Regions from separate parts of the Mus musculus genome. Here region 2 is linked to region 1. A link is a loop called in an ENCODE intact Hi-C map of the cell type or tissue named here. Cell type or tissue: heart. All regions are shown on one strand. Each heading gives the region's core, and the rest is flanking DNA. Links, peaks and the distances in the headings are about the cores only. Region 1 overlaps Snx20 (sorting nexin 20). Region 2 holds the start of Tent4b (terminal nucleotidyltransferase 4B).

Evidence for each region. Hi-C counts contacts between places; a loop is a spot of excess contacts. Peaks named below come from ENCODE experiments on the same cell type or tissue, not always from the same donor. Only the 100,000 strongest peaks of a DNase experiment are listed, where the experiment ranks them.
Region 2: a loop joins it to region 1, with 4 times the contacts of the local background. A loop is called at or near these places in 2 of 42 quality-filtered maps.

Annotation. Positions count from the first base shown.
Region 1 is chr8:88,620,446-88,635,407 of GRCm38, reverse strand. It overlaps Snx20 (sorting nexin 20), which reads left to right. Exons shown (of 4, transcript NM_027840.3): 2 at 3,501-3,639; 3 at 5,343-5,494; 4 at 7,581-8,580. The coding sequence starts at 3,519. The coding sequence ends at 8,249. Among named protein-coding and RNA genes, the nearest start is that of Snx20, 8.2 kb to the left of the region's middle. In heart, for the core only: a CTCF peak has its summit at 8,024; a DNase peak (open chromatin) is centred at 7,957; H3K4me3 peaks cover 1,476 bases; H3K27ac peaks cover 1,020 bases; H3K27me3 peaks cover 3,327 bases.
Region 2 is chr8:88,190,408-88,205,369 of GRCm38, reverse strand. Tent4b (terminal nucleotidyltransferase 4B) reads right to left here and starts at 5,488. Exons shown (of 12, transcript NM_001372333.1): 1 at 4,868-5,488. The coding sequence starts at 5,466. In heart, for the core only: no CTCF peak of the experiment used is centred there; DNase peaks (open chromatin) are centred at 4,469, 5,149, 6,219 and 7,839; H3K4me3 peaks cover 2,706 bases; H3K27ac peaks cover 3,179 bases.

The sequences.
Region 1 (14,962 bases), core at 5,032-10,031:
TGAATGGGTGCCTCTCAGTTCTTCTGTCTTATGGGCAAGGGCTTTTACTATATTCTACCAGATTTTCATTAGCCACCCCCCACAACCTTCCCCCTGCCCCCGAGAAAGGTGGCCTCGGCTCTACAAGTGGCCCTGTGTATGAAGGAGGAGGACTGAAGAGGGCAGGGCCCCTTGAAGTGGGGAACAAGAGCCAAGGCTCCCGGAAAATGAAGATTGTCATGCACAGAAGATAGTAAGGGGTGGAGGGGTGGGAGCCTGCGACTCTGCTCTGTCCTCTGGGCCAAGTCCAGTCCCAACATCTGCAGTGCTTTGTTCTGATGGCTAGAAATCTTTCCCACTGAGGGTGTGGAGTGATAAGGCAGCCCTCAGAACCCTCTGTCCCCAAGGAGCTTAGCAGCTGGGCGTAGTGGCGCAGGCCTTTGATCCCAGCACTTGGGAGGCAGAGGCAGGCAGATTTCTGAGTTCGAGGCCAGCCTGGTCTACAGAGTGAGTTCCAGGACAGCCAGGGCTATACAGAGAAACTCTGTCTCAAAAAACTAAAAAAACAAAAAACCAAGGAGCTTAGCAAAAGGATCAATTGCCCACAGGGGGAAACTGAGGCTTGGATGTGTTTGGGAAACTGTCAACATATCATCTTTATCTACTTGTCTTTAAATGGGTCACTCCCAGCCTGTCCTGTAAGAGGACAGGAACAGCTTTGGTTGTGGCTTTGAGTTTTATTCTAAGCCTCGGTTTCATGCCAGTTTTTGAATGGTTTACCAGAGCACGCAGCACGGGCACATTTCTGCGGTCTTCCGAAGCCCCATGGAAGAAGTTCCCTGCAGATCTGGAAAGGCCTGGACCACTAGGGCCAGTTCCACAAGCCACCACTCACTTCACAGACAAAATCATAGGGAGAGTACAGAGTGCCCATAGGAAACACTACATCTCCATTCGGTAAAATAGGCCCCCTTGGCATACCTGTAGTCCCAGCCCTAGGGAGGCAAAGACAGGAAGATTATGACTTCCGGGCAGCTTGGGCTACATAGTGAAGCACTATCTCAAAAAACAAAAGCAAGCAAACAAATAAAACCCCCTGTTAAATATGACAGCCTATGGACTACCTACTATCTTGCTTTAGCACTTAGCACAGTGGTTCTCAACCTATGGGTTGTGACCCCCCCCCATAGGGGTCACAGTCAGATATCCTAAATATCAGATATTTATATTAGAATTCCTAACAGTAGCAAAATGACAGTTGTGAAGTAACATCAAAATAATTTTAGGGTTGGGGAGTCACCACGACTTGAGGTATTGTATCAAAGGGTCACAGCATTGGGAGGTTGAGAACTTAGCAGAACATGAGGGACCCATCCCATCAACACTTAACAGTGTGATAAGGCTTATAGCCACCCTTCCCAAAAAAGGAAAGGGAGAGATGGAAAACAGAAGATAATAAATGACGTGCCCAGGGGCTGCAATCAGTCAGAATGGGGGTCATGCCTCCTGACTCCTCCACGAGGCTGAGAGGTTAGCAGGTCACACAAGCTATTGAGTACCCAAGCATATACAGCACTGGTCCAGCCGGGACCCTGTTCTGTGCCTCAGTTTACCCACCTCCTGTCACTGTGAGGCCTGATGGAGGGTTTCTGATGATACTTAATGAACCGCTGATTAGATGCCACTCAGAAAATAGTCCCTTCCACCTGCCATATGAAGAACAGCCCCTGAGGCACAGGCTAAAGCCTCCCCTAGGCCAGACTAACTCAAAGAGAGGATGTGATGACATCATTGCACTTCCTCTTGGTTCCTGTGCTATGATGCTTAATCTTGCCAACTTAACTGGACTTACAATACCCTGGGAGCCGAGAGAAGTCGACCTCTGTGTGCGTCTGTGCGCTGTTTCCGCAGATGACTAAGTTAAGGGGAAGACCCACCCTGAATGTGGATAGTACCATGCCAAAGGCTTGGAGGAAAGAGGAAAGTGTGGTTCAGTGAGCTGGCTTTGCAGGTAAAGCCATTTGCCACTGAGCCTCATGACCTGAGTTGCAGCCCCGTGACCTGTGTGGTAGAAGGAAGGAATGTACTCCTGCAGCTGTCATATGACCTCCATACTCTTCATGAGCTGAGGGACATGCACAGGCATGAGCGAGCATGCATGCGTGCACACACACACACACACACACACACACACACACACACACACACACACACACACACACACACGTTAAAAACAAGGGAAACAAGGGAAATGCCTCTATAAATGCAGGCATGTTCTCTCCGGTCCCCCTCCTCTTCCCTTCCTCTTTCCTCTTTGCTTCCCCGCCACCTGGAGGTGAGCTGCTGTGCTCTGCCCATGTCCTCCCCGCCTCCATGAGCTGAAACCTGAAAATGAACATAATAAAGCCTTCAGCTGTTGATGCCTGGAATTCTGTCAGAAAACCTAACACATGTGCCCAAGACAGTGTCCAGCCGTTTGTTCCTCTGAGAGAATGTCTTATTTCTCGTCTCCTAATGTGCAGCTATCTGTAAAAAGCACACCCTTCTAGAGTTATTTATTTCATTTGTATTCCTCAAACACCTAATGCATGTCAGATCCTAGTAACAGAGAGGACTGTGCAGTCCCTGTTGTGTGAAGAGCCCCGAGTCCAAGCTGTATGGGGTAGGCCTATGGTAATCCTCATACCAGCCTGTGAAGGTAATTCTGATATTGTACCCATTTTATAAGACTCTGAGGCACAGAGGAGGGTAAACTGACAGTTATCAAGGCATCCATTTACTTCTGTGTACAGACTGGACTCCAGAAGCCTGCTGGCCTGCTGCCTGCCTGCTGCCCGCTTCCGATCAGAGCAGATTCTGTAGTCGGCCAATTTGGGCTTGTGTCCCTGCCCCAACCCCAGCCCTGGCTGGCAGGCAGCTCTCAGTTCCTTACCACAAAGTGAGAATAGAAAGAGTCCCTGCAGGGGAGGGTGGTCACATTGGGAACATGCAAAGAGGCATCCCTGGCCTGCACATCTTAGACGCAGTTCTCCCTTGCTCCTCTGTACCAATGGTGAGACCTCAGGCTAGACCTGCTTCCTTACCTGTTATCTGGCAGTAATGCCAAAGTTTTGTGGGTGTTCTTTAAAAAATGAAGTATGAGGCGCCAGATGAGATGAACTGGGCATATTAAATATTTGCTTAAAGGTAGATAGATGGAGAGGGGTGCACTGTAATATAAAGCTGAGTGGTGGGACATTTATCTGGACTAGCCAGTACGCTTCACCCAGGTCATCTCTAATGATGGTGCTGTCACTTGACAGTATTTCCTGTGAAATCCAGAGCAACTGTATACTGCATGGAGCACAACCATAACTCAGGATCTGTCTGTCCATTACAGGAGAGGGCTAGGTTTGATCTGGCTGGGTGGGTAACAGGGGACACAGCAAGGCATCATTGTCATTCCTCCCTGCCTGCCAGCATGGAATCCTTAGCATTCCTGCAGGAGCCCCAGTGTGAGCTGGCTCTCTTCTCTCTTGTAGCTCAGGTAGCCTTGGAGCATGGCAAGTCCAGAGCATCCTGGGAGCCCTGGCTGGAGAGGACCCATAAACCAATGCAGAACAAGGACCAGACAGGAAGTATTGCCCCCAGGCCCAGACCTCCCATGTCCAGGACCAGAAGGTAAACTGGAGGGTTTGTGTTCTGTGAGGGAGGTGGGCATTAGCAGACATTTGAAGCACTTCAGTGGTTGTACGGAGGTAGCCAGGCAGCTGTCTTAACTGGGGTCACCTTAACCTAAGCACAAGGATTTGGTGCATGCTCATTACGTGGGAGATGATCCTCGGAGACAGAGCAGATTGGGAACAAGAGCAGCCTCCTGTATAGGGGGTGGGTGATCACATGACTAGGGTAGGTGACTGTGACTCAGGCTGGATGGGGGCTCATGGGAAAGTGTAAAGAACATACCTGAGTTGTGCATCCAAGGACAAAGAAGCCAAAGATTGTCCAACATCCCTTTCTTTCTGCAAGTGCTAAGGGAGACACCTGGCCATGTTGCTGTAGTCCTAGAAAGGCCCTAGGGTCCTGAGTTATAGGTGCTTTCCTTAGAAGCCAATGGCATTTTCCAGAACAGTGGCTGCCAGGGGGTGTGGCCTGGCACTGACAGTATCTGCTATAGTGCCATCTCCTGGAATCATCTCTCTTTACACTCATTTAAGATGGATCTGCTGAAGCCTGGGGTGTGCCATGCATGACAAGTAGACTGATCACTTTCCTGGCCTCCAAGCTCAGAAGAGAGACATTGGTGAAAAAGAATTGTAGATGTGCCAGGAAAAGTCTACTGGAACAAAATGGGAAGCACTCACTCCAGTATCAAAATGGGGTGAGGCAGGGGAGTGACATGAGTGTCAGGTGGTACAAGATAAGGACGTTCCAGGCCTGTGCCTCTTGCAATAAGTGAACAATCCTTTATGCAATTGTGTTGGAAAAAAAAATCTAAACAGATTCTCAGAAAGGTGTGGGACTCAAGTGAGGTTTAGGAAATACTGTGGGGAGCTGGGTGGTGGTGGTGCACGCCTTTAATCCCAGTACTAGGGAGGCAGAGGCAGGCGGATCTCTGTGAATTGGAGGCCAGCCCGGTCTACAGAGAAAGTTCTAGGACAGCTAGGCTAAACAGAGAAACCCTGTCTCAAGACAAAACAAGACAAGACAAGACAAGACAAGACAAGACAAGACAAGACAAGACAAGACAAGACAAGACAAGACAAGACAAGACAAGACAAGACAAGACAGAACAGAACAGAACAGAACAGAACAAAACAAAACAAAACAAAACAAAACAAAACAAAACAAAACAAAACAAAACAAAACAAAACACCACTGTTGGTTTTCAGACAAGGAATCAGGAATTCAGAGCCGAGAAAGGCAGCTGCACCCTGAGATAAAGTGTTTGTGTAGTCAGAGCCTCCCAGGCTCAGGCTGAAATACGACTTCCTCAGGGCTTCCCCTGCACACTGATGTGCCCTAAGGAGCTCCATGGCCCCAAGTCAGTGCCCTAGGGAGTACATGGGTGTGGGCCCTGCTTGGCAGGAGCACATGATTACAAAATGGTCCATCAGCAGGCCGGATGTGTACAGACTGGATCCTACCCCACAGTGCACTTCATAATAATAAGAAGCAGTCGGAGTGTTGGATTGAGGTCAATACACAAGGTAGTTTCACAGGGGTCTAGCTGATGTCCCCACAGGGAGGGTGGCAGGAAGGGATAGATAAACTCTTCCAGAACTCTGATATCCATTCCATCCCACGCCTCCAGTCATCTCCTTCCATCCCTGGCCTGCAGGGCACTTCAGAATACAGATTCTTTAAAGGCAATGTCTTTCCAGAAGCCCAAGATGGCCCCAGCTCTAACTCCAGCATGACCACAAGGGAACTCCAGGAACACTGGCAGAAGGAGAAGAGCCGCTGGAAACATGTCAGGCTGCTCTTTGAGATCGCCTCAGCCCGCATAGAGGAGAGGAAAGTCTCCAAGTTTGTGGTAAGCAGAGCTTAGAATGATGGGGCTCCTCCCATCAGTCACCTCCTGCGTGGTCGGGGAAGGCCTTGGGAGATCACAGCTTTCCACTTCTAATATGGCACACTAACTCACAGTCTTCCAGAGAAAGGGAGGTTGCACGGTCCCACATGAAGGTAGGGTGCCACGAGGACTGTGAGTCATGTTCCCATGATGCCAGGTGTCAGTCATCTGCACCCCTTCACACCCCTTCTCTGCTGATTCTGAAATCTCCTTTAATTGTTAATATGTTTCTGGCTTTTTATTTGACTTGCTTTTAAAATACATGTCAGGGAAAGATCAGTTTCACAGGACATTAAGAAAAAAAAAAAAACAATTACAAAAGTAAACCCAAAAGAAAGCTGAGCTCTGTTATTTAATTCTAGCTGCTAGTCCTGGTTTGTGGGGAGTTCCCAATGGGAGTGCCGTCTGAGTGAGATTGGCCTGTTCTAGGAAGATGGACGAGTAATACCAAGTATTCCCACCTCACTGGGACCTGTGAGGTCCCACTCACCACTCCTCCTTACTGGGACCAGTACAGTTACCATAGCTACCAGCTTGTACTGGGTACAGCTCTCCCTCGAATCAATGAGTTCACTCAGCTATTTAACCCTCGTGCAGAAGACAGGAACTATTCCTATCCTGTTGTGTTGTATAAACCGGAGGTACAGTGCAGCAGCAGGAGGGAGGACCTCCGTGGGCCCATGTTCAGGAGTCTCCTGAACAATCAGCTGTTTGACAGGCCTAATACAAAAGCAAGTTTGTTGAGGGAAGGGGATATGGAAAAGGGGTAGAGGTAGGGAAAGGAGGGGGACAGAGAAGGACAGAAAGTGAGAGAGACTGAGAGACATAGAGAAAGACAATGAAAAAGAGGGGGGAGAGCAAGGGAGCTGGGGTGCAAGAAATCTTCTTATAGCCTGGCTGGTACCTGGCTTGCAGCCCCCACAAGCTGTTACTAGGTAGCTGTTTGGACGGAGCCTAGAAGAATTGCCAACACATCCTCAAGTTAAAGATGAGACAACTGAAGCTCAAGGAGGTTAAATTCCCAATCTAAGACCAATGCGTTATGCCTGAAACAAATGCTCAGGTGTTCCAGATGGGCCCTTCCTGACTCCAGCCCACGCTTCCCAATTTAGGACACGGAGCCCCAGTTTTTGATGATAAAAAGCCAAGAGAGACACCAGCCCCATCAGCAACTCCCGGTGCCTTTTCTTCCAAGGTGCATCTAAGCACTGCTATTCTAGAGCCAACATTTGCCAGGGACCGCCTTTCTACCTTTACTCATAGTACAGCAGGAGAGTAGGTGTGCCTGTGTGTGCGCGTATGTGTGTGTGTGTGCGCGTGTGTGAGAGTGTGAGATGAACTTCAAAGTATGCTATGTGTATGCGTGAAAATGGCAGAGGGCCAGCCAGATGGCTCAGCCTGTACAAGCACCTACTGCCAAGCCTGTCCACCTGACTTTGACACCCAGAAGCCACATGCTGGAAAATGAGAACCAACTCTCACAAGTTGTCCTCTGATCTACACAAACCACACACACACACCGCAGACACATGTAAAAATGTTTTTTAAAGAAAATGTAAAAGGTAATATTATTACTTCGTACAAAATGTGACTTTAAAAATGGCACAGGGGCAGGTGTGTAGAGGGAGAGGGGGAAAGGAGACACTGTTGCCAAGCAGGGCACGCCTACAACCGCAGAATTTGCAAGACTAAGGCTGGAATATCAGGGTCCATCTGTAAACTACAAGGCTAGTTCATATTTCAAAAACAGATGGCCTGGGACAGGGGAGGGGAAAGGATTGTGGGAGAGGGTACAAGGAGGGGGCGGTGAGCGGGATTTAAAGTGAGTAATTAAAAAGGAAAAAAAATTAAATTAAATTTAAAATAACCAAATGACCTGGGGCGAGGCTGTATAGCTCAATGGCAGACCACTTGCCAGACTTGTGCACGGTCCCTGGGTTCCAGCCCCAGCAGGGTTGAGCGCGTGCGCGTGCACACAGCCGCGGGGGTGCGGGTGCGGCGCGCACTCAGGCTGTCCTGAGGCTCATCCTCTCCGGTCTGCCTGCAGATGTACCAAGTCGTGGTCATCCAGACCGGGAGCTTCGACAGCGACAAGGCGGTGGTGGAACGGCGCTACTCGGACTTCGAGAGGCTGCAGAAGGCCCTCCTCAAGCGCTTCGGGCCGGAGCTGGAGGACGTGGCGTTCCCGCGGAAGCGCCTGACCGGGAACCTGTCGGCCGAGACCATCTGCGAGCGGCGCCGGGAGCTGCGCGAGTACCTGCGGCTGCTTTACGCCGTGCGCGCCGTGCGCCGCTCGCGCGAGTTCCTCGACTTCCTCACGCGGCCCGAGCTGCGCGAGGCCTTCGGCTGCCTGCGCGCCGGCCAGTACGCGCGCGCGCTCGAGCTGCTGGGCCGCGCGCTGCCGCTGCAGGAGAAGCTGACGGCGCACTGCCCGAGCGCCGCCGTGCCCGCGCTTTGCGCCGCGCTCGTCTGCTTGCGCGACCTCGAGCGGCCGGCCGAGGCCTTCGCAGTCGGCGAGCGCGCGCTGCGATGCCTGCGGACGCGCGAGAACCACCGCTACTACGCGCCACTGCTGGACGCCATGGTGCGCCTGGCCTACGCGCTGGGCAAGGACTTCGCGGCGCTGCAGAGCCGCCTGGACGAGAACCAGCTCCGGAGGCCCACGCACAGGGACGCCACCCTGAAGGAGCTCACGGTGCGGGAGTATCTGTCCTGAGGCGGCCCGACAGGTGCCCTGGCATCCAGGCTGCGCAGACAGTGTCGTGGGTCGCCATCGCCTGGGGGCTTTGCTGGACGGCTTTGGACAAGCCTGGCTTGAGGGGCTCCTGGGACCTCTGGAAGAGCCATCTTGTGACCCTTGAGTGCCAGGTTCTCTAAATCCTAAGCCGACAAGCTCAGCTATCAAAACTTTGCAAGTACTATGGACCTTACGTGCCATCTCGGAATGGGAAGGACTTGCCTACCGCACAGAATGTGTTCAAGGCCAGCCTAAAAAGTTTGCTGAGACTGGCTCCAAATAAAGAGGTCTGAGGATGTGACTTAATGGCACAGTGCTTGTGAGACTCCATTGCTTCAATCTAAAGTACTACCAAAAAAGAAAAAGAAGCACCTATTTTTGTAGACAGCCAGAGGAGAAATTTACACAAACATGCAATGCACTTCCTTAAAGACTACCCCCTCCTATAGCCCCAGATCTTCCCTTCGCTCCTGTACCCCACCCCCCAATCAGTTGCAAGTATTTGCATCCATTAACCCACAGACCTAGTTCCTCCTTTTGGTGTCACGCTTTCAGTAAAACAAGCTCTTCAGGGGAAGCCTGCAGGATGGAGAGTATATGATTCTTTGAAGTTACAAGGATGCTGGGAAGTCAGGTGTGGTAGACGAGGAGGGGAGGGTAGAAACTTACTATATCCAAATATGGTGTCTGCAGGCAGCCCCTTTGGGAAGTACTTATTATTACACCAGAGCATGAGGAGACCATATAACTGCACTGGTGACCTCGTTCGAGGAGCCTACCTGTTGTGTCTTGCCTTGTGATTCCCTGCTCAGCCTTGGGACTCTTGAGTCCCACCATTTAGAAGGCTCTTATCCTGCACAGGCCCTTAACTTTGGACTTCCAGAACCAAGTGCTGAATAAGCCCCTGTTCTTTAGGAATGATGCGGTCCATAGTATCCAGCTATGAAACAGAAAATGGGCCAAGTCTTAGACATGCCACGCCCTGCAGCTGAGGACAATTCCAAACACCAGTGATGTTGGAAACCTCTGAGAATTTGGGCTGCAGACGAGCACTCAGCCACACCTGAGGGCTGAGGAAGCACAGTTTGGTCTAAATGGCTCAAGCAAAGAGGCTGGGCTCAAGTGCTCTGCGATGAAGGTGTCCTTGGTGCTGTAAAGCAAATAAATAAGGACCTCATTCAAAAAGCGAGCTCAGCATCTCAAAACTCGAGTGGGGAGTTTGTGGATGAGCAGATATGATGCTGGGGGATATTCAGTGTGTACACCAGGAAGAGCTACAGCGTCTCGGGGGAGGGGGGAGGGGAGTTCCCCTCGGTGCCCCTGACGAAGGGAGGTCCAGTCCCACATACTGTGCAGGGAAGGATGTGTCCTGCTTACTGGAAGAGGGACTGATAACAGTTCAGCTTTGGGACCCTGCACCCATCTTCTTAATGGTGCCCTCCTACAGTGTGCACCTTTGGGAGACATTTGAACGAACATCTGTCACAGTACATAGCGCTCCACCAAGAGACCAAAGTTTGATCCCACCCAAGTTCAGTTTGAGGAGCCAATGAATGAATTTATTGAGCTTCCTCAACACGGGTGAGAGGTTACTTCCAGGGTGTGTGACCCCAAAGCAGTGGCTCCAGAATAGATGGAATCCTCCTTCACTTGACTCAGACACACTGCATGTGTCTATGCTCTGGTACCTTCTGAGACCACAAGACCATCTGCAAGCCTGGGCAGAAGTACATACCATACAGCTGGGAGGGAGGCATGGGAAGAGTGTCTGGAACCTCGGGTGAGGGTCTAACCACCCTTCCTACCCACTTCTATGAGGAAAGGTCCTTGGACAGGGCTGGATCTTGAGGGTCTGTTGCTTCTGAGTTCAGCTGCTCTGATGGAGATGGTAATAGCTACTATGCTTGAAAGACTGTACTGTACAGTACCTGCCCAGGTCTTTCAGTAGCTACAGCCATTGTAGTGTCTGCTGCTCATGCTGTGTTCGGCCTCTGTGATAGCTCAGAGGTCTGGCCTGTGATAACTGCCATGTCAGGCATCTCTTCCCAGCAGCTGGAGTCAAAGACCTTGTTCTGTGGATTCCTGGAAGAGACCCGTGAGTCTCTAGGTGACTCCTCAAGGCCCAGTACGGCACTGCAGAGGCAGCCTACTCCCACTGTGACCCCACACAGCATTCCACTTCTGGGCTTCCAGAGTCCCCCATTTTACCTGCCTTATTTAGTCCTTGTTCCACAGGACATTAGGAATGGTAGCAACTGGGACTCTACTTTCTCAAACCGGCTCCCAAGGAGGGTCACAGAAGAGAATGAGAGGAGCAGATTTACTCCACCACACCCCCTACACCATCGTGTCCTCACCACAGCCTGGAAATAGAGCCAGAATGCCATACACTGGCAGTACCAGGAGAGAGGCATGCCGTACAGCCTCCATGGTCACAGGACCCAGTGAGATGCCCAACCTCACCCAAAGAGATACATAGACTATGGCCTTCTCAAACCCTGAGCCAAACCCAATTCTTTCTTCCTTGTTTCTCTCGGGTGTTCATCAGTGAGACAAACACATCAGCATGCAGGCCCATAGCTATGCTCAGGAGCTGGCTCTGGCTAGTTGGCCCGAAGCCTGGGGTATCCCCTTTGGATGGAGATGGGCAGTCCCATTACACCCTGCGTCCATGGATGCTATGCTCCAGGCTACTCTCCTGTTCCTGCCAGCCCTACCCTGCCCAGGCCACACTCTCATCCCATTTACAGCTGAGGACAGACACCCTGAGGTGACTTTCCTAGGGTCACATGACTCCCATTCAGTCACAGCTTAGACCATCTGTCTGGCCCAAGCAAGCCATAGAATTTGTTACCTACTGTTCATTCCTGAGCACTGGTCTCGGCCCCGTTGACTGTCTCTGAGATTTTATTTTTACTCTGGCTTTGATTGGCTGTCCTTGGCCCTCGGTGAAGCTTAGGCTGTTTGGCCCTCACCTTCCTCATGGGATCCCATGCTAGGTGACAGAGGTTGGGTATTTACAGATGGGGAAACCACTCAAGTGCATTGCATGGTGTCTGAATGAGACTTGGATGCCCATAGCATGGTGGCATCCTCCAACAAGCAAGGCAGATGGAAAAATCCTGCTTTCAAATTCTAGATGCACTTGGTGGTCACCTCACTGGACTTGGGAGGTGCTGTGTTGAGGTGGGTGCCTGGCCTCTGGGCTCCAGGTTGCAGGTTTCATTGGGGGTGGGTCCCCAACCATGCTCCCCAATGCTCCTGTGACTCTCTGCCCCTGCTGATTCTGTCCCGGTTGGACAAGAGCTGGGCTACACTGGCCCACTGTCACCCTCAGGTTTGCCACCTCCTATGTGCTGTTTTCCTTCTTGCAGCCTGTCTTAAGTATGCAAATTTGTTTGCAAAAGAAACTTCCAAGTGGAACATCAGAATCCCTTGCTCTAATTAGAAGCAACTCTAAGGATAAACACAGCGGCACCTGCCAACCTCATTACACATCCAACAGGCCTTGCCCCGAGGCAGGTTGGCCTCTGTGGATGAGCTCCATCTGTGATGATAGACTGGGGACCAGCAAGCACTGCTCAGTGGCTAGGAGTGTCCACCATGTGGTCCCTCCTGCCAGTGCTGTCCTAGGCCATCTGGGTCTGGCCTACATTATCCTAAGCCATCTGTCTGGCCCAAGCAAGCGGTAGAAATTGCTGCCTACTGTTCATTCCTGAGCCCTGGTCTCAGCCCTGTGTACTGTCTGCAAGATTTAGTTTTTGCTCTGACTTTGATCAGATGTCCTTGGCCCTCAGCGTCCTGTTAGGAGCTGGTATTCAAGTTGTGGTGCCTGATTTCAAGCTGATTCCAGATAAAAGCACCCACGGGATGAAGTGATCATATGGGAAGTGAAGCATCATGGGAGAAGCGATCTGGGCTGGCCAAAGCCTGATTGACCCTGCAGTGTGTCCTCTGAGAAAGGTCTTGGCCCAGCTAGCCGTGCTCCACAATGAGAGGAAAAACTTCCTCCTCCATAAATACCAGTCTCTATCAGACTCACACAGCCCACTTGCTAGCCAGGTACCTATGCACACGTCTTCTCACATCAGGAATATCCAAGACACTTTATATCTTTGGAACCTGAGAGCTGAATGCAGCTGTGACAGGACCAGTGCCTTTGCTAGTGCTGGCATGACAGGCAGCCAGTCACAGAGCAAGCAGAAAGATGTGTCTCAGCCAGGTGGCTGGAGGAGGAAGTCCTCAGAGGAAGCCCAGAGTCTCCAAGGGTGCAAAGGAACCAGGGTGGGTCCTAGAAGATCGAGGGAAAGCAGAAGGCCAGCGCACAGGCCAGAATCTACGCAACACGCATCAGCAGATAAAAGCCATCTCTCGTGATTGGCTCGATGAAAGTAAAGGGGCTGAAGAGCTCGGGTTTGGAGATGTGGATCCATCCTTTCAGGCACAGGAGCAAAACCACAAGTTAACCTGACAGGGAAAGAATCTCCTGTCTGACAGTCCCAGCAGAGGACTGGCTGCCGGTCATACTGGATCTGATCACAGGCACACATGCTTATTCGCTCAGCTCAGTCCTGCTGCTCTCTGCTTCATCTTCTCTCCTCTCCAGAGGACTGCAGCCTCTCCGAGATCACATACTCTTTCCTTGCAACTCCAGATGACTGTCTCATGCAGGCTTCTTCCGAGGTCTCTGCCTGTAGGATCTGTAGGAAAGCACACACCTGTTCCTTCCTGAGAAAGCCAAAGAGGATACCTCTCTCACACAGTATACAGCCTCGAACCTCTAGATACCTCTCTCACACAGTATACAGCCTAGAACCTCTAGATACCTCTCTCACACAATATACAGCCTAGAACCTCTAGATACCTCTCTCATACAGCCTAGAATGGGCGCCTGGCAGACTTGACATGAAAGTTCTGCTGTATATGGCTCTGCGATCTACTTTGTAAGGCGCAGTTGAACATAACTAGCATTTCTCTATAGTGTATAACATGATGACAGTCTGGTTTTCATGGTTCCACTGTACTCTGACACAAATGCCACATCTTACCACCTCTTACTATGGCATGCTTTCTTTTGGCAGAGGATTAAGCCAAATAGATCTTTCTGCAACTGGTGCACCCTCCCATTGGTCTCTTACAGTGGCATTTATGAGTTTTTAGACACTTCTTTAGACTCTTTTTAAAAACACTGTCTTTTATTTTACTTTTATCCTGACCAAAGCTGCCTGTTTTATGAAGCACTCACACTTGCAATGGTTTTAATAATCCCATTTCATTTCTCCTCATAAAGGCTCCTCCAATACTCTTCCACTTGGTAATCGGGAGAGCTATCCCATGGACCTGCCATGGTGCTGTCGTATTATATTGATTAAGCTAGCTCTCTGACAACTTCATACATGTAACTAACACTGTCATTCTAAACCAGCATTAAGTTCAAAGTTTGTTCCTTTTCTGGCAGGCTTGATCCGGCCGTTCACTAGATGACCAGCAGAGGTCGCTCAAAACCCAGTGCTCTGTGCTGAAAGAGACCATGGAAAAAGACAGCAATCCAGGAGGTTGGGGAGAGTGAGGCACACCGCGACTTGGCAAAGCTTTTAAAAGAGACAATACTAGAAACACGGTTGCTATGTTGCCTCCGTCACTGTCCCTCATGTTTGTTAGGGTGCCCCCAGGTGAGTCCCAGAGCTCTGGGGTCCCTGTCTCTCTGCCTGCTGTGCTGGGGAAAGGAAAGAGTTTGTGCTCCCAGGAAAGCACACCTGACCTCCCAGGGCCCAGTCCAGACACTCTACTACAAACTGGAAAGAAAGAGGTGTGGATATGAGATAGTCCTTCCTCACTTGTTAGTTAGGCCTCTTAAGAAATGTACTTATCTTCCCCCTCCGACCCCCAAACATAAACTGTGAGGCATGGACCTAAAATTCCACTGGAGGAACAGACTGTAAAGACAGTTGAGACACTCCCCTGGTGACCAGCTGGAATCGCCCAGCAAGACGGTCTTCAACCCCCTCCTGGAGAGCATCCAGATGCCCACTCCAACACTGTTACAGCCAACAGCCATGGAAAGGGCCCTCCATTTGTCACTGGGATATTTTACAACCATGCAAGCAGACACTGTGATAAAACACAGCGGACAAGTGTCACATCTCTAGACACACACAGTCTTTGGCACCCTCCGGGTGATGGGAAGCCAAGGTGGCAGGTAAAACATTTTGAGAAGCAACTGTGAGACCCAGCTCCACTGGGCTATGCAGAGGTAAAGGCAGTGGACACAGCAGGTAACCCCCAACAGAAGAGGGTGCAGGAACACAGCTCTTCTAGAAAAGGGGTTTGTTCAAAGGTTTGGACTCACAAACTTATGGCAGTTAAGAAGTCCCACAGCCTTTGCAAACTGGAGGCCCAGAAAATAAGGGACACAAGGCAGGGGAAGATGGGGACCCTGCTTAGTAGTCAGGCAGAGGGAGGTCAATGCAGCCTTCTTTACTTTTCTTTGTTGGGCTCTAGCAGGACTGGATGCTGCCACCCCCTTCCTCATGTGGTCCACAAAACTCTGCTGTTTCTTCTGAAATGGCCCTCGAAGACACGGATTAGTTAGTTATCTGGGCATCCCAGGACCCAGGCAAGTGCACATAGAAAGTTGGCCACCACGAATTCTGAGATTATAAGGGTAACAATAGAAGTTGAAGTGGTGGTTT
Region 2 (14,962 bases), core at 4,332-9,331, 430 kb after region 1:
ACTATTAATTTACAGGTAGCATAGAATCCACAATATGATGTCTTCTTGAAAATACATTTCAGTATCCCAATCGGTAAAACAAAAGAGCCGGAAGAGTTCGGTTCACTGAAGAATTACAGTAAGCTGCATGTTCAAACACACAGAAATTAAAGTGAGCACCAAAGGCAGAGTAAAGTCTTCTAACTTCTTTCCTACCAACCTGTGCTCATCTGCTGGGCTGAGCAGGTATCCAGCAGGGTCAGCAAACCCATGCGTGGTTAGGCTAAAGAAACATGTCACAACAGCAGCACTAAAGAAAGCCACCAGCACTGACAGCCAAAGGAGAGCACTACAATGGAGAATGGGCGGCCCCTCTGCAGGAGAGCACAGCCTCTTAGCCCCTGACCTTCAAAGCTGTAGTCACTAAGCCCACCACTCAGCCAGGATCCTTTCCTAACCTGCCCTTCCTTCCACTCATTCTTACCTCCTTAGCTCAAAAACCAATTACTTAAACTTGTGTTTTCAGGGGGCTGGGGTACAGCTTCACTCTCTAGCACAAATGTGGGAGCCCAGGTCCAATTCCTAGAGCAACCCAAATATCCAAAAGTGAGGTTATTTCCCAAGTCTCTTTGATATCTATATTGTTAAAGTCATTTAGCCTTGACAAACAGAGACCTCTCAGGGCAGCCACAGTGTCTCATCCTCAGGAGGTTGGAAAGTATCAGGCACCTTCCACAGAAGTTTCTCAAAACCAGGTCAGGAGTGAGGGCTCCGATTCACTAAGTTCCCATGCTTGTAGCTCTATGTATCCTTCCTTCTCTACCACAAATACTGCTAAACCTCCAAGAAAAGGGCATCTGGCTCATTTCTACGGACAAGAAAGTGCTGGCGGACAGCATCCTTCAACACAGCCAGCCCTAGCAAAAGGGTACATGAAAACAGTTGTATAAATAAATAAATAAAGGAAGGAAGGAAGGAAGGAAGGAAGGAAGGAAGCAAGCAAGCAAGCAAGCTGGGCCTGGTGGGTCCGGTGTTATTCCTGCCATTCAGGAGACTGATCCAGGAAGATCATAGTATCAAAACCCACCTGGGCTACAGAGTATGTTCAAGCCTGGGTAACTTACTGAGACTCTGTCTCAAACAGTAAAAAAAGGAAAAAGCACAAGAGAAAATAGCCCATTGGTCAGAGGTCCTTTTATAACATACACAAGGCCCTGGATTGAATCTCTGAAATAAATAACAGACAATGCAAATACCCTCTCTAGACTTGGGTTTACGGCTTCAGGGGGCAAAGGTTGAGAGACAGTAACTAAATCCAGAGTAATTTCATTTAAAAAAGAGAGAGAGAGGGAGAGAGAGAGAGAGAGAGACTTTAGGATGAAATCCAAATATTTGTTTCTTTCCTTCCTTCCTTTCTTCTTCATCTTCCTCCTCCTCCTCCTCTTCCACCTTTTTCCCCTTTTGTGGGATTACTAGAGATGAAACCTAAGGTACCATACAAGTGATGCCCCACTGGGCTACTGAGAGTGTCTATCCAGTGAATACAAGGGGATACGTACATAAAGAGGGTTAAACAGGATCTTGCACTTGCAAGAACATGAAGCATGTTAGGGGAAACCAAAAGACTCAAGAGCCTGGACACCTTTAAGAGTTGGCTTCAAACTCTTAATGAAAACTCAGGAGTTTGTCAGCCACTAGCCCAAAGGCATAAAGGACAGAGTTCTACTGCCATGTCCTGAGTCCCTACCTGGAGAGTCCACTCAAGAATGCAGGCACGAGAATTTGTTCTTCTACCAGCAGGGTACCAGTTAAACCTCAGGACGTGGGAGATACTGCTAAGAGTCACACTACATTTAATGTCCGAACAGTGCTGGACCTCTGAACAGTGCTGTATTCTGAGACTGAAATCTTTATTCTACAAAGAAGCTCCTTAAACAGGGAGGTAAACAACTCAAAACAGCTTGGATATCCCTGAAACTAACCAGATTCACTGTGCCACTCCATGCAAAAGTAAACAAACAAACAAACAAACAAACAAAGCTGAGAGACCCACTCAGAAGAGCAGAGCTCAGCTGCAATGACAACTCAGGGACCAGCTGGATACCTGGAAGCAGAAAAAACCTGGAGGAGTTTTAGACAAACTGAGGCACCTAGAAAGGACACTGTCTACCTATTTAGCTGCCTGCGGTCTGTGCCATGTGCTCCAGGTCCCTAGCTTTGAGAGCTGGATAGGCTTTGGTGATGCAGATGTCTGAGTCATTTCTGGCTCCTTTAAGTAACCTTTCACCCATATTCCTTTAAGTAACCCCCCAAAAAGTCAGATTTCACCAAGTTTTGGCTTTTATGGTATTCACACTTAAGTCTGTTTTGAGTTCCCTATCTAAAGTGAGTAGACATGTATGTTATGTCTCCCCAGGGAAAGTTCTGTCACATAATGAATAGCACCATACTGAGGTACACTCAGAAGTCCTACTGTTTAAATACCTGTAACTAAAATAGCAAAACTGTCAGGCGGTGGTGGCGCACACCTTTAATCCCAGCTCTTGGGGAGGCAGAGGCAGGCAGATTTCTGAGTTCAAGGCCAGTCAGTGAGTTCCAGGACAGCCAGGGCTACACAGAGAAACCCTGTCTCTTAAAAACAAAAACAAAAACAAAAACAAAAACAAAAACAAAAAAAAGCAAAACTAGGCTGGCAAGATGGCTCATCAGAAAAAGCTGTTTGCCATCAAGCACTGGTGAACTGAGTTCAATCTACAAGACCCTGAAGAAGAATGCCAACTCCCAATATGCTGTCCTGTTACTTCCACTCGCTTACTTTGGCACATATGTGCACACATGCATGTGAACACATGCATATACACACACACACAATAAGTAAATGAAAATTTTAATAACTAAACTCCCTTAAAAGCTAAGAAACTGGACCACGAAGATCGGAAAGGAATGGAATCACTGAAAACCCAGAGTCTCTTAACAAACCTTAGGAACTATTCACTGCATCTCTCACACTAGGAGGGCCACTCCTAACTGCTGCCGTCTTCTTCAGGGTAAGAATACAAGTCTGATGGAGTGATAAGCCGCTTAGCAAGTTTACAATCAGTTTTTAAGCAGTAATCCCTCAGGGAAGTGAACATTCCTCCCTGATCCTTCTGAGGGCAAGGCAGTATCCGAAGCTTCTGCGTGGGAACTTTTTCAGGATTAAGGGGCAGCCAGCACTTTGGATTTATAGCATATCTTTTCTAGAAACAGACCAGAGGCATCAGTGAAATGCAGCTAGGGACCTTCCAGGTATTATTTGACAGTGATTACCTAAGCAGAGCTCACTCGAGGAAGACAAGACCACCAGAACCCTCAGCATTAAGTTGTTGCCACTAAACCACAGGTTTATGTTTGCCATGGGAAGGCTAACAGGATGGAACCACAAATCTTTAATGTAAGGTGATGACCATGGAGAGCGCCCTTGAAGCTGGCAAAAATGCCTGAGCCAGGAAGGATCTCCTCTGGAAAACGAGGGCAGCTATGAGGCATTCCCCAGCATCACTCCTGAACCACATGACTGCATTTTTCCATAAAAGGTGGGAGTTGTAATAGTAGTGTACTGAGCAGACACCAGCCCACTACAGCAGATGGAACCCACCAACTCATTTTACCAAACCTTCAAAAAGGTACACACAACTATCTCTCCTTGCCAAAACCAGGGCAGAGCTGACTGGGTGAGTCTAAGAAAGTTCACACGGGATTACTGATTGATTTCCTGAGGCCTAACTACAGATCAGTACCTGAAAACGAGAAACTGCCCTCAAAAACCTTCAGAGCTGGTTTTCCATACTGGAGCTACACAAACCACACTCTACACTTCTCACACACACACTACACCAAAATCCAAAAGCATAAGTTTATGAAAAGGGAAAAAAAAAGAACGAGAAGAAAAGACTCAGTAACCTAATCCAGCCAACACAGGGGCTCTTCCCAAAGGAAAAGCAGGCTGGAAACATTCCCAGCTTATGTACATAATTCACTAGGGCTCAGGTAAGATTCCATTTTGTAAGAGCTGAACTTTAAACACAAAGTCACCGGTGGTGCAACATTCACACACTAACACCAGCACCCCTAAATGAAAACCACTGCTACCTCTGCCACAGTGACAACCTCACAGTGAGAAGCTGCCGACCATGAACTCCTGCAAAGTTCTGTCAGGGCTCAGAAAAGCTCACCATCTATGACAACTTCAAGCTAGCTGTCACTCAGTGCTTTCTGCTCACGACAGACATGGCAAACACTGGCTTTTTTTTTTTTTTTCCTTAAGTAAATATAAAAGATGGGCCAAAGGATCAAGAGCAGGCAGTGTCTTTCAGGGCTGAGGAGATTTTCGTCGTGGACTGGGGGAGGGGAAGGAGCATTCTGGATGTTTCTATTCTTGGCAAGAAGAGCACCTCCTGGTCCTAACATCTAAAGACGCTAAGGCAGAAACGTTCTCAGGAAGTTAACTAGCCCGATGCTAAGGGGCTTCATCTTGGGGTGTGGTGGTGGGGAGCAAGGTGTGGAGGACAGAAAGGGATCAGAGGGCAGGCTGAATTCTAGAGCATAGAAAGATCCAGGAGAAGGACAAGCAAGAATGCATCGGGAAGGTGTGGACAGTTAGGAGAGGAGGAAGGTAGAGATGACTACGAAAAGGAGAGGATAGCTCCACTTTTTCCAAAGGAATTCCAAAGAAAGGTCCACCGAGACTGGTCAAGCTATGAAGGAATGAATGGCCACCGATGCTCTGGAGGCCCCACTGGGGCTCCCCATCCCCCACCCATCATCCCCCCCTCCCGCCTGTGGGCGTGTTCCCCGCTGTGCGGGTGTGCCGACCCTCCAAGACGCAGGCCACGACGCCAGCACTCACCCCACGACTCCCTGGTTGTAGTTCCGTCGCTTCCACGGGGTCCCGCTGTACACGCCCCCGCCGCCGTCCGCCCGTCCGCCTCCGGCCGCGCGCCCTCCGCTGGGCTGCAGCAGGCTGTAGTTGAGTCCGTAGGTGCTGGCCTTGTTGTCACGTTTCCTCTTGTTGCTGCTGCCCGAGGCCGGGTCGGTAGACTCGGAGGCGGGGAGTGCGGCCGCCGGTCGCGGGGACGAGGGAGCCGATGGGACCGGCGACGCCGAGGGGCCCGCCGATGCCCGCCGTGCCCAGGCCGCCGGCTGGTGGTGATTGTTGTTGTTGTTGGTCGTCTCCAGGGGCAGGAAGTCCCGCTGCTCCGCGGGCACGGCGAGGCCGCCCAGTGGGCGCTCCCCCGAGCGGAACATGCCGGCCGGGGCCGGGGCCGTGCCGCCGGGGCTGCCGGGGCCGCTGCCGCTCCCGCCGCTCGCGCTGCTCGCGCCGCTGCTGTGACAGTGGTGGTTGAAGTAGAGGTTCCTCAGCCCCTGGGTCGTCTCCCAGATCTGCATCCACAGACTATTGGACGGTCCGAGCTGCTCTGGCTGGAACCAGGCGATCCTCGGATCCATCAAACGGCGGCGGCCGCTGCCCCCGCCCCTCCCGGCCGCCCGCAGGGCCGCCGCCGCCGCCGCTGCCTCAGGCGCACGCCCGCCCTCGGCCGCCGCCGCCGCTGCCACCCGGGTTCCGCCACGGGCGGCGCGGTAGCGCAGGGAGCCTGGCCGGCGCCGGCGGCGTCGCTCCCGCCCTCGGGGCTCGCAGGCCCTCCCCCCTCCCTCCGCCCCTCCGCCGAGCCCCTGTCACCGGGGTTCCCGTGCAAATGGCGGCGGCGGATCCCGAGAAGGGCGAGCGGCGGCGGCGGTGGTGGCGGCGGCGGCAGCAGCAGCGGCGGCGGCGGCGGCAGCGGCGGCGGCAGCGGGACGCGCCTGCTCCGTAGCGTCCGTGCTGCTCGGCCCCGGGGCGGGGCCTCCGCCGGCTCCGCCCCTCGCTCCGCTCCGCCTGCCCCGCCGCCGCGCTCGCCCCGCCCCGTCCCTGCTGCCAGCCGTCCGCGGGTTCCCCGAGGCCGCACCGCGCGTCACAGAGGCCGCGGCAGGCTGCAGGCAGCGGGGCCGCAACCGCCTGGTCAACCGTCCCGCGCTAGCTTAGCTGGGGTCGCACGTACCTGGGCCTCCGGGCACCTCGGACGCGCGCGCCGCCGCAGGACTCTGTTGCCGCTCAAGCGCCGCCGAGGCACACGAGGCGGCTGCCGACTCCGCGGAAAGTGACTGGTTTGCGCCGCCCACCCCGCTCCGGACCGCCGGCTCCGCCCCTCGGTCCCGGCGCGGCCCCGGGGCTCCTGGCCGCGCGCCGCGCGAGCACGAGAAGGGCGGGCTTCCGCTCAAGGGCCGGGTTAGCACGCGGCTGCACGCGCATCTCGGTTCCGGAGCGGTCTCAGCGGCCTCTGGGTCGCGAGTGCTGGCACCGCTGCCCGGCTGGAGGGCCACACAGCGCGGCTGTTCCAAGGTGCACTTACGAGCTCAAAGCCCCTCAACTTTCATAACTAAGAATACTCGAAGCCTTTTAAACCTAAAATCACACTACCGTTGCGGTTAATGATCGTTTTTCATAGAATGCCCATTTGTGTAGCTTTCTTCTGGCGCGAAAAATAACCAAAAAGGGGGCAGGGGGTGGTTGTCAGTAATTAACATTATCCAGAAGACTAGAACACTTACTGTGCGCATGCTTCAAGCTCGCTGCAAATTCCAGAACCGAGTCCCTGACTGACACTTGAGTTTTGGCTCTGTGCCCAGTTCAATATCCTGGAAAGTTTGGGGTGGTGGTGATTGGTTTTGTTTATTTACTTATTTTGCAAAGGATTAAAAATCTGTTTGTCACAGAATGAATCATTGCTCTACGTTTTTTCTTAGGGGGAAAAAAAAAAAAAGAATACAATGACCACTGGCTGAGCTAATTGTAACTCTATTAGAGTGCTTGCTTAGCACACGAAATGCCCTGAGGTTGGTGCCAGACCCTCAGCAGGAAAGGAGAATCTCCGATTCATGGCCATCCATAGCTACATAACAACTTGAGACTCAAGCCCTCCTTTTCCGGACGGGGACACACACACACACACACACACACACACACACATGAAAGTGAAGACACACTATTAAATGTTTCCATTTCTTCCCCAAGTCTCTGTACAATACATGTCAAAATACAAGACATTCAGTTATTTTGCACTTTTCTGCAAATGTCATGTTATAAGTCACTGCCATTGGTATTTTTTTACATTTTTGTATATTTAATTTTTTTTCCATTACAATAGTACCTTAACAAAAGTTATTTGTTGTATGTGAGCTATTTTTTTTTCTTTCAGCAAATGTGAAGAACTACTAGAGGCTAGCAAAAATGATCAAATAAGATGATATACAAGAGCACTTTATAGGAGCTGGAGATGGCTCAACCTTTAAAGCCTCTAAGAGTACTGGCTGCTCTTCCAGGGGACCCAAGTTCAAATCCCGGCACTCACATGGCAACTCACAACTGTCCAGTTCCAGGGGATCTGACACACAACACAGACTTACATGCAAGCAAAACTCTAATGTACATAAAAATAAAAAATTGTAAAAGTACTTTATAAATTCAAATGTAAGCCGGGCATGGTAGCGCATGCCTTTAGTCCCAGCATTTGGGAGGCAGAGACAAGCAGATTTCTGAGTTCAAAGCCAGCCTGGTCTACAGAGTGATTTCCAGGACAGCCAGGGCTATACAGAGAAACCCTGTTGTCCCGTCCCCCCCCAAACAAACAAAAAAAAAAAACCCAAAAATCAAAAACAAAAATAAAATCAAATCAAATGTGGGTGAGCTACCACCCTCAGGGATATCATGCAGCAGCAAGGAATGCTGGCTGCCCAACCCTGCCCAGTCGGCCCAGTCCTGCCTGTAACTTAGCCACTCCTTCAAGCTGTCAGCAGATCCTGAGCTATCTATCCTCCACACAGAGCTAAGTTAAAGTGACCTTAGAGAAGTTAATCAACCAGGGTATTTGGCAGCTTTCCGTGAATTTACTGCCTGAATGAGGAGGCAAAGAGAGGTAAATATTCAAACTCAATCCATTCAATTAATTCAACAAATATGTCAAGAGGCAATTATATACCAGGTTCTGAGGATACAGCAAAGAACAATGTTGATAAGGTCCATGCCTTCATGGACCTTGTGTCCAGTGAGTGAAGCAAGCATATAATCCCACTCTGGTCAGTGCTAAGGGGAAAAAGCAGGCTAAAGGAATCCTATTTTTAGATGAGCTAAGCAGGGAAGGCTGCTCTGAGGTAGTGTTATTTGAGGAAGGACTTAGGTAAGAGACGAAGCCGTGATCATTTACAGAATGATTTCTTTGATGGAGTAGTAAGTCCAAAGGTCCTGAGGTAGAAATCTGATTTGTGTACAAAATAATAAAGTGATTTAATTAAATATTGAATGTGTGGCATAGACACTTAGAGTATATATTCTCAAAGATTCCTTAAAAAAATCATCTGACCCAGAGATAGCTTGTTAGGTAAAGTGCCTCCCATGTAAGCATGAAGACTTAAACACCCACATTAAAACAAAACAAAGCAAAACAAAACAAAACAAAACAAAACAAAACAAAAAAAGGAATAGTCAGGCAGTAGAGGCACACTTCTTTAATCCTAACACTCAACAGGCAGAGGCAGGTGGATCTGAGTTCAAGGCCAGCCTGGTCTACAAAGTGAGTTCCAGGACAGCCAGGACTATACAGAGAAACCCTGTCTCGAAAAAAAAAAAAAAAGAAAGAAAGAAAGAAAGAAAGAAAGAAAGAAAGAAAGAAAGAAAAAAGAAAGAAAAAAGAAAGAAAAGAAAGGAAAAGAAAAGAAAAGAAAAAACCTGTATAAGGCACAGCAAGGTCAACCTAGGCTTCTTGGCACCAGGCCCTGGTCAGAGGCTCTGTCTCTTTTTCTTTTCTTTTCTTTTTTTTTTTTTTTTTTTTTTTTTTTTTGGTTTTTCGAGACAGGGTTTCTCTGTCTAGCTCTGGCTGTCCTGGAACTCACTTTGTAGACCAGGCTGGCCTCGAACTCAGAAATCCTCCTGCCTCTGCCTCCCGAGTGCTGGGATTAAAGGCATGTGCCGCCACCACCTGGCCCATAATAATTGTCATTATGACTAAATCTATGGCGGTATATGATTAAATTACTCCTCTCTGGCTGACAGGGACTGTGAATGAGATGAGCAGTGTGAGTAGACCTCACCCAGTCTCACCAGCCATCGACTGAGTGCCTGAATAGGAAAAAAATAATAAGCTAAGGGAAAAGAGAGTCCCTCTCTGTGCCTAGTTGCTCCTGCTGGAACATCAGACTTATGCCCTCAACTGGGACCTGAGGCCTTTAGCCCTCCAGTTCATAGTGATGCACCATTGGCTTTCCTGGACCACCAGGGTGCAGATTGAAGAGCATCAAGTTTTTCAACAATTCTAAGCCTATGAACCATTTCCTTTAAATGCAATAAAGATGTGTATGTGTGTATACAAACACGTATATGGCCAGGCAATGGTGGCACATGCCTTTAATCCTAGCACTTGGGAGGCAGAGGCAGGCGGATTTCTGAGTTTGAAGCCAGCCTGGTCTACAAAGTGAGTTCCAAGACAGCCAGGGCTATACAGAGAAACCCTGTCTCGAAAAAACAAAACAGAACAAACAAACAAACAAAAAAAACAGAAAAACCAAACCAATCAAACAAACACGTATATGTATACTTGTGTGTATGTACATTCATATATATGCATATATATATACACATATATATGCACATATATGTATGCACACATACATATACATGTATGTATGTATGTATGTACATATGTATGTATGTATGTATGTATGTATGTATGTATGTATGTATGTATATAATGTTTCTGTCTTTCTGGAAAACCACAATACAGACTTTGGTCCTTAAAATGGCCCTAGAGGAACAGAATACAGAATACAGAGTACACACAGTGATCTCTGGTATTAGTGATAGAACCCTTTAAATGTAGAGCCTATTTAGAAGAAGTTGGGTAAATGGGGACATGCCCTCAAAGAGGATATAGGCAGTGTATTCATTTTGACAAGACACCTGAATGAAGCACATTAAGGGAGGAAGGGTTTTTTAGGTTCTGGGCTTCAGAAGGTCCAGCACATGATGGTGAGAAAGGTGTGGTGACAGAGACAGCTCAGTCTTGCTCAGTGGGAACCTGAGGTGGGTGGTCATGTCACAGGTGAGCCAGGAGGCAGAGGATAAGCAGGCTAGAACCAGACCACACAAACCTCAAAGCCCATGCCTAGTAACCCACCTACACTAGCTAGGTCCCAGTGACCTATACTAGGGATCTATACTAGCTAGGTCCCAGTGACCTATACTAGGGATCTATACTAGCTAGGTCCCGTGTCTCAAAGGTTTCATAGCCTGCCCTGCCCAAACACTATCACTGTCTGGAGATCTAGTAAATGTTCAAACCCATAAGCCTGTGAGGGGTATGTGGCATTCAAACTGTAATGGGCTTCTGTCCTTGTGTCTCTGCCTTGCTTCTGTTTCCCAGCGGCCAAGGAGTCAGACAATTTTGTTCAGCTGTATGTCTGATATGTGATGTACTGCCCCGTGACAGGCTCACAAGCATTTGGCCAACAAGCAATGAACTGACCCCTCCAAAACTATGGACCAAAAGAAATCTTTCCTCCTTGAAAGCTGAATCTTTTATCAAATTTTGTCACATGAATGCAATGTTACAGATGAAATTGGTTTTGTAATCTGATTAGATATAAACATGCTAACAACTCCATGTCTAGTTTAGTGCTTCTCAGACTTCCCAATGCTGTGACCCTTTAATACAGTTCCTCGTGTTGTGGTGACCCCCACACACACCCATACAATTATTTCCTTTGCCACTTCATAACTATAATTTTGCTGCTGTTATGAATTATAATGTAAATATCTGTGTTTTCAATGGTTTTAAGTGACCCCTAGAGTCACAACACAGGTCAAGAAACCCTGGTCGAGGAGCAAAGAGAGTTCTAGGGGCCCGCAGAGTGATCCAGCTATAAATATTAAAAACAAACAAACAAACAAACAAACAAAGGGCTGGAGAGATGGCTCAGCGGTTAAGAGCATTGAGTACTCTTTCAGAGAACCTGGGTTTATTTTCCAAAACCTGCGTGGCAGCTCACAACTGCCTGTAACTCCAAGACATACATACAGGTAAAACACCAATGCACATAAAATAAAATAAAAATATCTACATTGGACATTGTTAATCAACTACATAAAAAAAAAAAAAAGATGGGGGCTTGGAGAGGTGGCTCAGTGGCTAAGAACACTGACTGCTCTTTCAGAGGACCCAGATTCAATTCCCAGCACCTACATGGCAGCTCACAGTTCTCTGTAACTCCAAGATATGATGCCCTCACACAGACATACGTACAGGTAAAACAGCAATGCACATAAAATAATAATAAATAATTGTAAAAAAAGAAGAAGAAGAAGAGCCAGGCAGTAGTGGCACATGCCTTTAATCCCGAGCTCAGGAGGCAGAGACAAGCAGATCTTTGTGTGCTTGAGGCCAGCCTGATCTACAAAGTGAGTTCCAGGACAGTGAGTGGGGTTAAGAAACTTTATCTCAGAAACAAAAAACGATGACGGTCTGGAGCTGAAGCTCTGGTGGATCAGCCCTGCCCAGGAGGCATGAGGCCCTGGGGTAATAATGTTTAGCAACACATAAAACAGCCATGGTGGCACTTCTTGCACACCTTGCAGGGACTCTAGCTGGCCCGAGCATGGCAAACGTGGCTCTGGCAGGCCTTGTCCTTCCCTCTTTCTCTTTGCTGTGCTGAAAGCCATCTAAAGGTAACCCCCTCCCCAGGTGTGTCCCCTTTTTTGGCCAGCTACTCTTCCTGAGGCTGACTACCAAAGTCCAGCTATCAAAGTGTTGAAGTTCAGCAACCAAAAGCCCCCTTCGGCTCACTTAATTAAGCTTGTCCAATTAAAATTAAACACCTCATCCTAATCCAGGGTTTCCCCTGTTACCTTTATAAACCACCGTTTACGATGGGCCACGGCTATCTCCTCTCTAACCAGAGTCAGTTCTTTGCCCTACTCGGGTCAAATGCCCCACCCCTTGTTCCCTTTCCCTTTCTTCCTCATCCTCTATCTCCTGAATTTTCTCTTACTCCCTGTCCTTTGTCACTCTGTCTGAGGCAAATAAATCTCTTTTGTGCTGGGAATTTGCTTGGTCTTGGAGGTCCTGAGCCAAAACTGATCCCTTCCATCGTGGCACCCAGGAGAGCCAGATGTTCAGGACCACCCTCAGCTTCATAGGACATTCAAGGGCACTTTGGGCAATAGGAGACCCTCTTAAAGAGGTGGGGGAGGGAAGGGGAAAGACAGGAAAGGAAATATGAAGCTGAGTGTATATGGTACTGCCAAAAGTTTGGCATGGAGCTGGAGAGATGGCTCAACGGGTAAAACTACGAGCTGTTCAGGCATGAGAACAGTTCAAATGTCCAGAACCCATTTTAAAAGGCTGGAGGTGGCATACACACCTGTACGCCCTGACCTGGGAGACTGAAGGGAATATTAAGACAAGAGGATCAGGGCTGGAGAGATGGCACAGTAGTTAAGAGCGCTTATTGCCCCTTCCAGGCATTTTGAGTTCAATTCCCAGCAACCACATGGTGGCTCACAATCATCTGTAATGGATCTGATGTCCTCTTCTGGAGAATCTGAAGACAGTGACATAAAATAAGCCTTTTTTTTTTTAATGTTGGGAGCCAGGCAGTGGAGGCGCACCCCTTTAATCCCAGCACTTGGGAGGCAGAGGCAGGCAGATTTCTGAGTTTGAGGCCAGCCTGGTCTACAGAGTGAGTTCCAGGACAGCCAGAGTTATACAGAGAAACACTGTCTTGAAAAATAAAATAAAATAAAGTAAAATAAAATAAAAAAATAAAATAAAATGTTGCTTCCTTCTGGGAAAACATGGCTAAAACATGTCTAAAAAAAAGCCAGGGGACTGGTGAGATGGCTCAGTGGGTAAGAGCACCTGACTGCTCTTCCAAAGGTCCAGAGTTTAAATCCCAGCAACCACATGGTGGCTCACAACCATCCATCCGTAACGAGATCTGACTCCCTCTTCTGGAGTGTCTGAAGACAGCTACAGTGTACTTACATATAAATAAATAAATCTTTTTTTTTAATTTATTTATTTAATGTATATGAGTACACGGTCTCTATCTTCATGCACACCAGAAGAGGGCATCAGATCTCATTACAGATGGTTGTGAGCCACCATGTGGTTGCTGGGATTTGAACTCTGGACCTCTGGAAGAGCAGTTGGTGCTTTTAACTGCTGAGCCATCTCTCCAGCCCCTAAATAAATCTTTAAAAAAAAAAAAAGTCAGAAGGAACCCTGAGACTTGCTGTCTGCCAGCAACACTTCAGGTTCAGTGAAATGCCCTATTTCAAGGAATGAGACGAAGAATAATAGAGCAGGGAAACCCTACTTTCTCCTATAACTTCTCTTCTCACACATACATATGACTATACTGTGCACACACATACACATACACACAAAAGCAATCAGAATCCTAATGAATGTAATTAAGTTAGCTGGTCACTGCTAATCTGATGGGACAAAGCACATTAAAGGGCTGCTGTTGTTTGACAAAACTATTCCTGGGGAGGCACAACACTCACATCTACTCACCCCAGATGGGGATCACACAGCAGACCAAAATACAGATACCTCCAAAGTCCAACTTGGCGAAGCCAACCTGACCCGCAGGATGAGAAGCGCTGGCCTACAGGCTTCTGTGTGTGCCCTGAAGGCGATTTACCTCCTCCTGTAGGTGTAGGCTGAGACTAATGAAAATCTTGGGACTGGCTGGATTGTGAGGCAAACTGAATTTCCAGCCTCCAAGCGTGTCTACTGTTAAAGTAAGGTCACCGACTAGGAAAGGAAAAAATGCAGTTATTTGGAATGTGGGAACATCTCGAGCAGCAACCCTGAGCCTTATACCCTGACGAGTCTAATTTGTTAAAGGACTCTCCATTCAAAATAGAATTGGTCCTCCAGCCCTAGTGGTCTGTCTACTCACTTCATGAACCGCAGCTCAGACAAGTAACTGAGAACTGCTGAGAGACCCTGGAATGGCCTCCCTTGAGTCAGATCCCGGGCAGAATCCTGTCCATCCTCCTCAGGACTAAATCCACTCTCCCTCTTTGCTCCTAGGCCTTTAACTAGACTGAAATTCCGGCAGGACACTTAAAGGTGCAGTACAACATATGAACCATGAATAGGTGTGGCAATTAAAAAAAAAAAAAGAATCCGGGCAGTGGTGGTACACGCCTTTAATCCCAGCATTTGGGAGGCAGAGTCAAGCAGATCTCTGAGTTCAAGACTAGCCTGGTCTACAGAGTGAGTTCCAGGACAGCCAGGGCTACACAGAGAAACCCTGTCTCCAAAAAACATAAAAGAAAGACAAAACCAATTAACCAACCAACAACAAATGCGTAAGCTTACTAGTAAGCCGTACATAGGCAGAAACAGAACAGCGAGTGTGACGAGATACTGAGATTGTTAAACCAGAAGGAACACAAAGTGGAACGTAGTGACACAGCTCACTACACAGGAATTCTGCTGCCTTCCTTCCCCTTCCTTTCTTCCTCCTCTTCCTCTTTCTTATTTAAAAAAAAATTGGGGGGGGGGGGATTGAGACAGGGTTTCTCTGTATAGCTCTGGCTGTCCTGGAACTCACCCTGTAGACCAGGCTGGCCTCCAATTCAGAAATCCGCCTGTCCCTGCCTCCGAAGTGCTGGGATTAAAGGCGTGTGCCACCACACCTGGCTCTCCTCTTCCTCTTTCTTTGTAGGCATGCATGAATGTATGTACAGATGTATTAGACATTGGATCCAGAACCTTACAATTACTAGAAAAGTTCTCTGCCACCCATGTCTGCCCTTCAACCCCATTCTGCCTATAGTTGTTACAGTTTGCGTGGGGGGCTTAAACGTGGACCAAAATGAGACCCAGTTGGAGCAAGC